Linked DNA regions of Homo sapiens: region 1 is linked to region 2. A link is a contact called in ENCODE Hi-C or POLR2A ChIA-PET data. All regions are on one chromosome and are shown on one strand. Each heading gives the region's core, a stretch centred on a gene start or an enhancer-like site at or near the end of the contact. The rest is flanking DNA. Distances are from core to core; before and after follow the strand shown. Region 1 holds the start of SNHG14 (small nucleolar RNA host gene 14). Region 2 has its middle 50 kb from the start of SNHG14.

Region 1 (4,397 bases), core at 1,725-4,224, 50 kb before region 2:
GAGACACAGTAATCGTCAAGTAATTTCAGAAGGTATGAATCCAAATACTGCAGAAAAACTAACAGGGTTTGTACATGCCTTAACCAATGTAAAAACCAAGAATGGGTAAATTACGTGGAATGATGGTTGGCAAGACACAGTACATCAGGCAATGAGCACAGTGATACCTGAGGAATGTGAGGCAGCCATGCAAGCCCACTATTTCCTCATGTTATTGCTTCAAGAGAGTTCCCTGCTGTGGAGCAGCAAGGACTTTTGGAGAGTTTTGTGTTGAGATGAAACTGAGGGTCTGAAAGAACAGGTTTGCCCAATTCCATCAAGACCTCCAAGTACAGTGTTAACAGTGGGAGACAGTAATCATGACAGCTCCCAGTCAGAAATTGACTTATGCCAGCCATTTTCTACAGAGACATGGATCACAGAGCAGTCCAGGAGAAAAAGGGAAGGACACATCGAGAAGACATTTGAATGAAGTTGGCCTTCAACTCTTTCATCTTATTCATGATGCTAAAAGACACAGCCCTTTACATGACACGGCCATCTTGCAACAATCCCAAGGATAAAGGTAGCCCAACAGAGAGGAAGGAAATATGTATAAGTAGGTTGAACCCCTCCCCCTTGACCCAAACCTGAATTTCCTATGATTTGTTGGTATATGCGTCTGATAAACCTGTATTGTGTAATAAAAGCACTCCCTGAGGTATGACTTCAGATTTCCCAACTTTATAATTGTGAGAAAGCAATACACATTCAGTAGAAATTGTACTTCGAGTACCCATACAACCATTCTGCTTTTCATTTTCATTGCAGTATTCAATAAGTTACATGAGATATTTAACACATTATAAAATATGGTTTCTGTTAGATGATTTTGTACAAATGTAGGCAAATATAAGTGTTCTGAGCACTCTTAAGACAGGCTAGACTAAAGTATGATGTTCAGTAAGGTAGGCATGTTAAACACATTTTGACTGGTGATATTTTCAATTTATGATATTTCAATTTATGGTGATATTTTCAATTTATGAAACCATTTTCAATATGGTTTATTGGGAAGTAGCCCCAACTTAAGTTGAGGACCATCTGTAATTTCAATGGAGCTTTCCATTTATCAGAACAGAACGCAACTCTCATCAATGAAGAATAAACCAGTAAATCTTATCTCCTCTATTTGTTTCCCCAGAAAACTTCTAGTTTCTTTCAGATTTGGGAATCATCTTTCCCTTGTCCTTCATTACATAAATACCATTATCTATCTAGTTTGCAATGACTATTAGGTTCTTCTAAATTTGTAGTGAAATTTAAGGTCAATGGCGCGAGGTCATAATACAATAAAAGAATGAAGATGAGGGTTACTTAAAAAAATTAACCAAGGTCTGCTCTTGAGATTTTCTGTATAGGGTATTGAAACCCCGAGTGCCTGACTGCAGCATTGCCTGGCAAACAAAGCTCTATCAATAATGTGAAATAAAAATATCCATAAACTATCAATGCTCTTGGTCCATTGCTTTTTCACATCTCATGTATCTTAAATAAGTGCCCCCCAGAATCGCTTTTAGACCATAAGATTGAGGATTTCATTACTTGTATAACAGCCATTTGCTATTGAATCTCATAGATCCACCCTGCAGGAATGAGTCCTTCATTAGAGAATGTGTTTCTCTCAATTCAATCCTGTTGGCATTTGCACAATTCGTATTGCAGAACCTAAACAATTCCTAGCCTGCTTTTTGGACTCCTAAGTTGTTTCTTCAAGAGGAAGTTAGTGTTTAACCTAGGGTGAGGAATCCTATCTTTACTTGCCATCTAGTCTCATACAAACGATATATGAGGAGTGTCAAAGGTTCAGCCTAAAACAATGGACATTAATGGAGCACGTAAAACCTAAAAAGTAGGTAAACTATTGACTAAGTCAATAAAAATGAACATATAAAAATTAAAAAAGTAGTTTGCTCATTGATATAGAAGAAATAAAGATTGTAATTCCCTTTCTACAAGATGATACTATTAAAATATATGCTGCTTGAAGATGTATGACATTTCCTGAGTGGCATTTTTATTTCAGTGCAAACTAATCACTCATAAAGGAGTAAGAAAATAATACATCTCTGTATTATGGATTTTCTGTAGGAAGGCAAGTCAAGCAGCCATTTACAAAACCAAAGTGAAAATACTCAAATATGCAAGCCAATGTCTATAGCTTTTGGGTAAGGAGAAAAACAAACAATATGACGACACTCATTTGCACGGTAGCAAAGTAGCTGTCTCTGCATTCAGAATGGGACTCTCAGTGTTCTGTCTACACAAATTAATTCCTTGTGCACCTTCCACAATAAGAACAAACTAAGCCACGTAATTTAAACTATCATAGCTTCTTTAAGCCTGCGATTGTAAGTAAATTTTGTCCTGTGGCTCTCAGGAAAGTCTCTGACCCTCTCCTTTTCAACCAGTCGTATTTCATAGCAAATTTCTGGAAAACACTAAAACAGAGAATATGTAACATTTGTCTTTCTTAATAAAGTGCTATTTTCATTTAATTACTAAAGAAAGATGATTGAACAGATGAAAATAATTAAATATGTATTTCGAAAAATGATTATGATAGCATTTTAAAATACAGGAATGAAAGGCATTAATATACAATACAAAATATGAATTGGTTTTAAATGATGTTTATGTGATTAAAAGAAAGACAATCGCATGCAAGTTTTAAAGATATCTGCACCCCCACCTCCAAAAAAGCAATATGAAATGTTACCAGGAAGGTGTCATTGATCAGCGACCACAGTTACTGTAGAGAAAAGCCTTTCTTATGCAAAAAGGCCGCATTCCTCAAATAGCCCCAGAGAGAGGGCAGGGGGCAGCTGACCTTGCCCCCGCAAACCACACAGAAGGCTCTGAGCTCAGCTACAGTGGCTGCGGCCAGCCCTTGGTGGGCGTGGTCTGCAGCAGGAGGACCGCATTCGAGGTCGGCGCAGGAGGACAACTGCGCTTGCGCAGGAGGCACCCAGGGATGACTGACAGCTCTCTGCCACCTCTGGCTGTTGCTGGAGGAGTACAAAGTACCCCAGGTTCCAAAAACCAGGCAACCATAATGAGGAGCCTTGACATCTAATTTATTTCACTGGGACTGGACTAAACAAATAAAGCGGGGAGCAGTGTTCGGGGATTGTCAAGATTCAAGAGAACATTAGAGACATAAGCAACAACAGCAATGTTCTAAAGTTCTAAATCCTTTTATTTCAAGGTACAGCTGGGAATATTGGTGTAGGAGCAAAGTATCCAGGATTTACTAGCCTCTTTCTTCCTTTTAGAACACCACAGTAGATAGGCTAAAGGGCTGTGGATGGAAAATTCTTGTATTAAATGAAGACTCTTAGTAATTAAGACAATGTAATATTTGCACAGATAGAAAGGTGAACCAATGAAATAAAGGAAAGCTCAAAACAGACAAAATAATATAAATGCAAATAATTAATAAGAGCAGTTATTAGTAGAAAGATGGCTTTTACAATCAATGTTCTAGGAAATTAATGTTCATTGGGGGAAGTTAAATGTACCTTTAACTTCACATTACACATAAAATTAATTGCAGGTGCATCATAGACCCAAATATAAATACCTTTTAATACAGTATTTACAACCTATGTTAGGAAAATATCTTCATGACTATAGGCTAGCATAAGATTTATTAAATTAGACCTACAATGTATTCACAATTTAACAGAAAAACATTTTCTAACATAGTTTATGTGAGCAAGGACTATGGAGACAGCCCTTTTTTTGCAGGGCTTTAGCTCAAATTCAGAACTTGTACTTAGGAGTGGTAATAGAACCTACCTTTTGATATTTTGGGAGAAATGAATGAACTAATGATACATAATGCCTGTAGATAAATATCAGGTCTATACTAATCACAACATCAGTATGCTAATATTGACAGTGTTTTCTAAGTAATTTAAATATATTTTTTGTATCAATTGTAAAATACATCATTATTTTACGCCATAGTAAAGGAATAAAATCATTGACAAGATATGGTACAAATACTTCCTACACCTTATAATTTTTACCTCACAATTAATGACAATAACTCTTTTCGACATATATAAATGTGGATATTTGTTTTATATCACTCCAATGAGATGCAAATATAAGCAAATCACGTTAAAAAAGGTATTGCTGCTCGGCGCGGTGGCTCACACTTGTAATCCCAGCACTTTGGGAGGCCGAGGCGGGAGGATCCTGAGGTCAGGAGATCGAGACCATCCTGGCTAACACGGTGAAACCCCATCTCTACTAAAAATACAAAAAATTAGCCAGGTGTGGTGGCAGGTGCCTGTAGTCCCCTCAGCTACTCAGGAGGCTGAGGCAGGAGAATGGCGTGAACCTGGGAG
Region 2 (4,242 bases), core at 1,102-3,601:
CATAAATTTTAAAAATATTTTCCCCTGTGAGCCCAACACATGCAGTGGCCAAAAAGCAACACAGATTATTTTAATATTGAATTTTACATATGAATGAATCTCTCAAACTCTTTACTATATTCTTGTCTTTTCCCCAATTAACTCTATCTTTCAATCTGAAGAGGATTTGAACTTGAAAATGAACATTTTTTTTTTGCTCCTTTCTGTTCTCAGAACAGGTGTAAACCCTGCTGTCTCCCTGACTCTTCTTGTCTCCCCATTCTCAAGCCATTGTAGAGACCCTCTTATGGATCACGCTATTTCTACCTCATATGCTCCTTTTCTCTCCTGGAAAGTTTTGCCCCTTTGATCAAGGAAGATGTTCTTGTTCTGTAAGATGTAGCTCTACTAATATGGCTCCCTTAATAAATATTTCCATATCCTTCTTACTTATCATATTTCACTTTTTTGTATTATTTTCTGTCAAATGTTACAATTCTGTTAGCCTTCTTGCAGCCATGGCATAGTTTTCATTGTCTGCACATGGATGAACTTGTTTTGAAACCTTCTGCTATTTCCTTCTGTAATGTCACCTGCAGCAAAACATGCACAAAGGTGTCAGCAGGACAGGTTGAAATCACAGAGTAGTGCAGCCTCATTTACTAAGGAATGCCTCATTGCCATCTCTCTTCATGGCACAGACGGTGGAAGACATCCATGACTTCTGATTCAAAATCCAATTCAGATCAGAATTAGTTTCAAAATATTGCGAATTCATTTATGAATTACTTTTACTTTCAAGTTCATATGTACAAAATCAGACTATTATGTGTATAGCAGTTTGAGATATATGTATTTCCATTTAGATCCACCTTAAATCTTTGTTTCATTGACTTCCAGTAGGTAGCCCTCATTTAGACTCCTACAGGTACTGTACAAGGCCAATTCTGACCTCCGGTTCTAGGAACTTACAACTATATCCAGGTCCTGGTACCAGAATGGCGATCAACTCTGCCGTAATGGGAGATGAAAGGGAGCTGGAAATGGGTGTTTACAGTGTGCCGTTCATGGGATACTTCTTTTACGTGGCCAATGCCCTAAGCCATAACTGTCTGACCCATAACCAAGTGTCTGTCTAACAGGAAATGTGTTTAGAACGGCAGACGCCCTTGTGGCTCTTGTCTGACCTATGACTTGTTTCTTCCTAGGTGATCATCTCTCTGGCACTGGGAACCAGATCTTGTGTTCTCCCAGTGTCCTAGGAAAAATCAGGCCTTGGGTAACCCCCGGTTCTTCAAATGGAAGGCACAAATTTAATAAGCCGATTAGTAAAAGAATTTTGGGATTGAATTATCAGTTGTAAAGTGATGGATAGAGTGATGAAGTAAGGGAAGTCAGGATACAGAGAAAAGCATATAGCTGAGAAACTTCTTTCAACCTTGTACAACTTTTTGTTAAAATAAAAAATGGTATTTTATAATGGATATAGAGGCATTGGGGGAAAGTTTGACCTTGAAGCCCCCACAATACCTCTCGTAAAACAGGTGCTTAGTTGGAAAAGATAAAAGAGAGTCAATCGAGAATCTTAGGGAAAATACAAACATGATTAAAGAAGTATCCCTTAAAAAATGACAGTAATTTCAAAATTATTGAAAAATAATTCAATTTTTCAGACGAATGCAGAAAAAAGAGAAATGAAAATTAATATTTAAAAGAAAGGGTATAAAATCATGGTCTGTGCAACGTTTATGAAAAGACAGTGTTGCATAAACACTAAGGTATTTTTATGGGAAAAAGAAACAAAACTTAGGTTAAAACAAAGTTAATACGGCCGAGCGCGGTGGCTCACGCCTGTAATCCCAGCACTTTGGGAGGCCGAGGCGAGCGGATCACGAGGTCAGCAGATCGAGACCATCCTGGCTAACATGGTGAAACTCCATCTCTATTAAAATTAAAAAAATTAGCCGGGCGTGATGTCGGGCGCCTGTAGTCCCAGTTACTCGGGAGGCTGAGGTAGGAGAATAGCGTGAACGCGGGAGGCGGAGCTTGCAGTGAGCCGAGATCGCACCACTGCACTCCAGCCTGGGCGACAGAGCGAGACTCCGTCTTGAAAAAAAAAAAAAAAGAAAAAACCAAAAACAAAGTTAATACAGGAGCAAGAACCAAAACAATGATAGGAAGCCTAAAAAGGAAAATGTTTACGGGTAAAACGCAGGTTAAAGGTTTTCTGCGGCACAAACGCCGGATAGGAGACTCCTAGCAGACGCCATAAGCCGAACAGACTCGCCCGGAAACGGAAACGGTGACGGGAGACCAGCGACATTCACGCCACCGGAGCCGCGCAGGCGCGCAGTGGATCGGCTGCTGCCGGCCACCGTCTTCCCCCTCTGTCATGTGACCTTCCTACAGCGCACTGCGGGCTGTTTCGCTGCGCCGAACAATGGCGCATTTCCTGCCACCATCCCTGTGAGATCGGAGTAGCTGGGCTTTGCGGCACAGCTCGCTCCGACAGACGGTCGGGACCCCGGCCCCGCCACGTATACTTGAGCGAATACGTCCGACATCTATATCACATTAGAAAACATTGAAAGAGTAATAACCCGTTAAGGCTGTAATCTAAGAAATTACATTCATCTTATGAACTGTAGTGCTACCAAAGAGGAGCGTGATGTATATGGAAACACATGGTTCCGGGTTTAATGTGACAGTGCAAAATCAGCTGAACTCGTTTTACACTCACATCCGAAGTATGATTCCGTGCATAGTAACACACTCCTATACATCCATGTTTGTAAATGAAATCAGTTAGCGTAATGGGATTCACTTCGACCTTTTAACCCTTGCGTTAAATGACAGGAAATGTGGTCTTGGGCCAGGATTCCCTGAGTCTTTACTGGGAATGGTTACCAATTGCATTTCACCCCTAACCCCTGCAGCAATTATGAATTATGTTTCAGTTTTTAAACGAATATAAGAAAAATCCTACTCAAATGAACACAGCAGTTCCTGGATGCTGGGCCGCCATCTGTTTTGTTTTGTGTTTTTTTTTTTCCTCTCCTGAATTTATTAAGGCTGCCATCAGCCCCCCTTTCTATTGCCATCAGCCCCCCTTTCTGTTGATGCTAGATGGCGCTGTGAGCACAGGGGTCCCTCATGCCCAAAAACTACAGTATAGCAGGTACTTCTGCAATTCAAGTAAGGAGGGGTTTAGGCGTGAAAGCAACCTATGCTTGGTACTGAAATTCGTTTTCTAGGTGGAAAGTTCCTTTTCTGATTTCGTATTTTTCACAGGGAGGTCCAACTGAGTCAAGAGAAGCTTCTACCTTGAAAATACTAAAATTTTGTGTGGACTCTTTTCCAGGACTTTAGGTTGTCTATTTTCATCACCCATAACTTTTTCTTTGCCAATGCAGGGGCTGAGCCTCAACCCCACATAATTTCTTAAAAATCTAGCCCTGACATAGATTTGTAACTTCCTTCATGTGTTCTGAAATTGCTATTCTTGTGATGCCTCAAATATTTTGACTTGTATACATGTCATGGTTTCTACATGAATACTAATCATTCTTTTGTCTTTCCCAGCTTAAATTTGCATCGTTTTTCAGCTACTTATTCATGTTTTCAATCTTAAATTACTTCCTGCAGGATACCTGCAGTGACCATTTAAATTAGTGTTGTATGCACATGCATTTTGTGGATTTCCACATAACTATGCAGCCTCTCTAATCTGATTTTTATTGCCTATATGTTCGAATATCAGCTTGACTGATGTCTCAGATATAGGAGAAATGTATGTTTGTTGTTCATTTGTCCATGCCTCACATGTAGCAATATATATACCACATGGTTGTCACTAGATTTTCTTAGTTTGCAAAAATGCATAGGTGAAAATCAACTGTCTTCCCTTATAGCGATAATGAAAAATTGAGCATTGAAGTTAAAATATATTTACAGCAATATAAAAATGATATTCTTAGAGATAAATCTGGCAAAAATTGTACTCTGGGAATTAGGAAACACTGATGAGATTAGTTTTAAAAGATCTAAATAAATACAGCGATACACTAATTTCATGAATTGGAAGGTCAATATTAAGAGAGCGATTCTTACATTTTAATCTATGCATTCACTAAATCCTCAATCAACATCCCATTATTTTTTTTTGTAGAAATTGACAAATAGATTCTAAAATTTGTATTAGAAAGTCAAAGTAGAATAGCCAAACACATTAAGAAAAGGAGGAACAATGTTAGGGTACTCACT

The links. A loop is a pair of places that touch in the nucleus more often than their neighbours do. ChIA-PET counts read pairs that join two places held with the same protein, here RNA polymerase II (POLR2A). Pooled maps may share reads with other maps.
Region 1: a loop to region 2 is called in a pooled map, with 3 times the contacts of the local background. The contact joins the promoter of SNHG14 here to the enhancer-like site in region 2. A Hi-C loop is called at or near these places in 2 of 50 pooled maps. POLR2A ChIA-PET finds 5 or more read pairs at or near these places in 3 of 52 experiments (BJ, H1 and WTC11).

What each region holds. Positions count from the first base shown.
Region 1 is chr15:24,822,185-24,826,581 of GRCh38, reverse strand. SNHG14 (small nucleolar RNA host gene 14) reads right to left here and starts at 2,974. Exons shown (of 148, transcript NR_146177.1): 1 at 2,759-2,974. It also overlaps a transcript of SNRPN not described here.
Region 2 is chr15:24,771,325-24,775,566 of GRCh38, reverse strand. No RefSeq gene overlaps it. Among named protein-coding and RNA genes, the nearest start is that of SNHG14, 50 kb to the left of the region's middle. RefSeq lists enhancers at 1,504-2,399, 2,191-2,485, 2,379-2,548, 2,400-3,296. Within about 2 kb of position 2,351, at least 14 of the 41 ENCODE cell types and tissues checked have a DNase peak (open chromatin) inside an H3K27ac peak, as active enhancers do.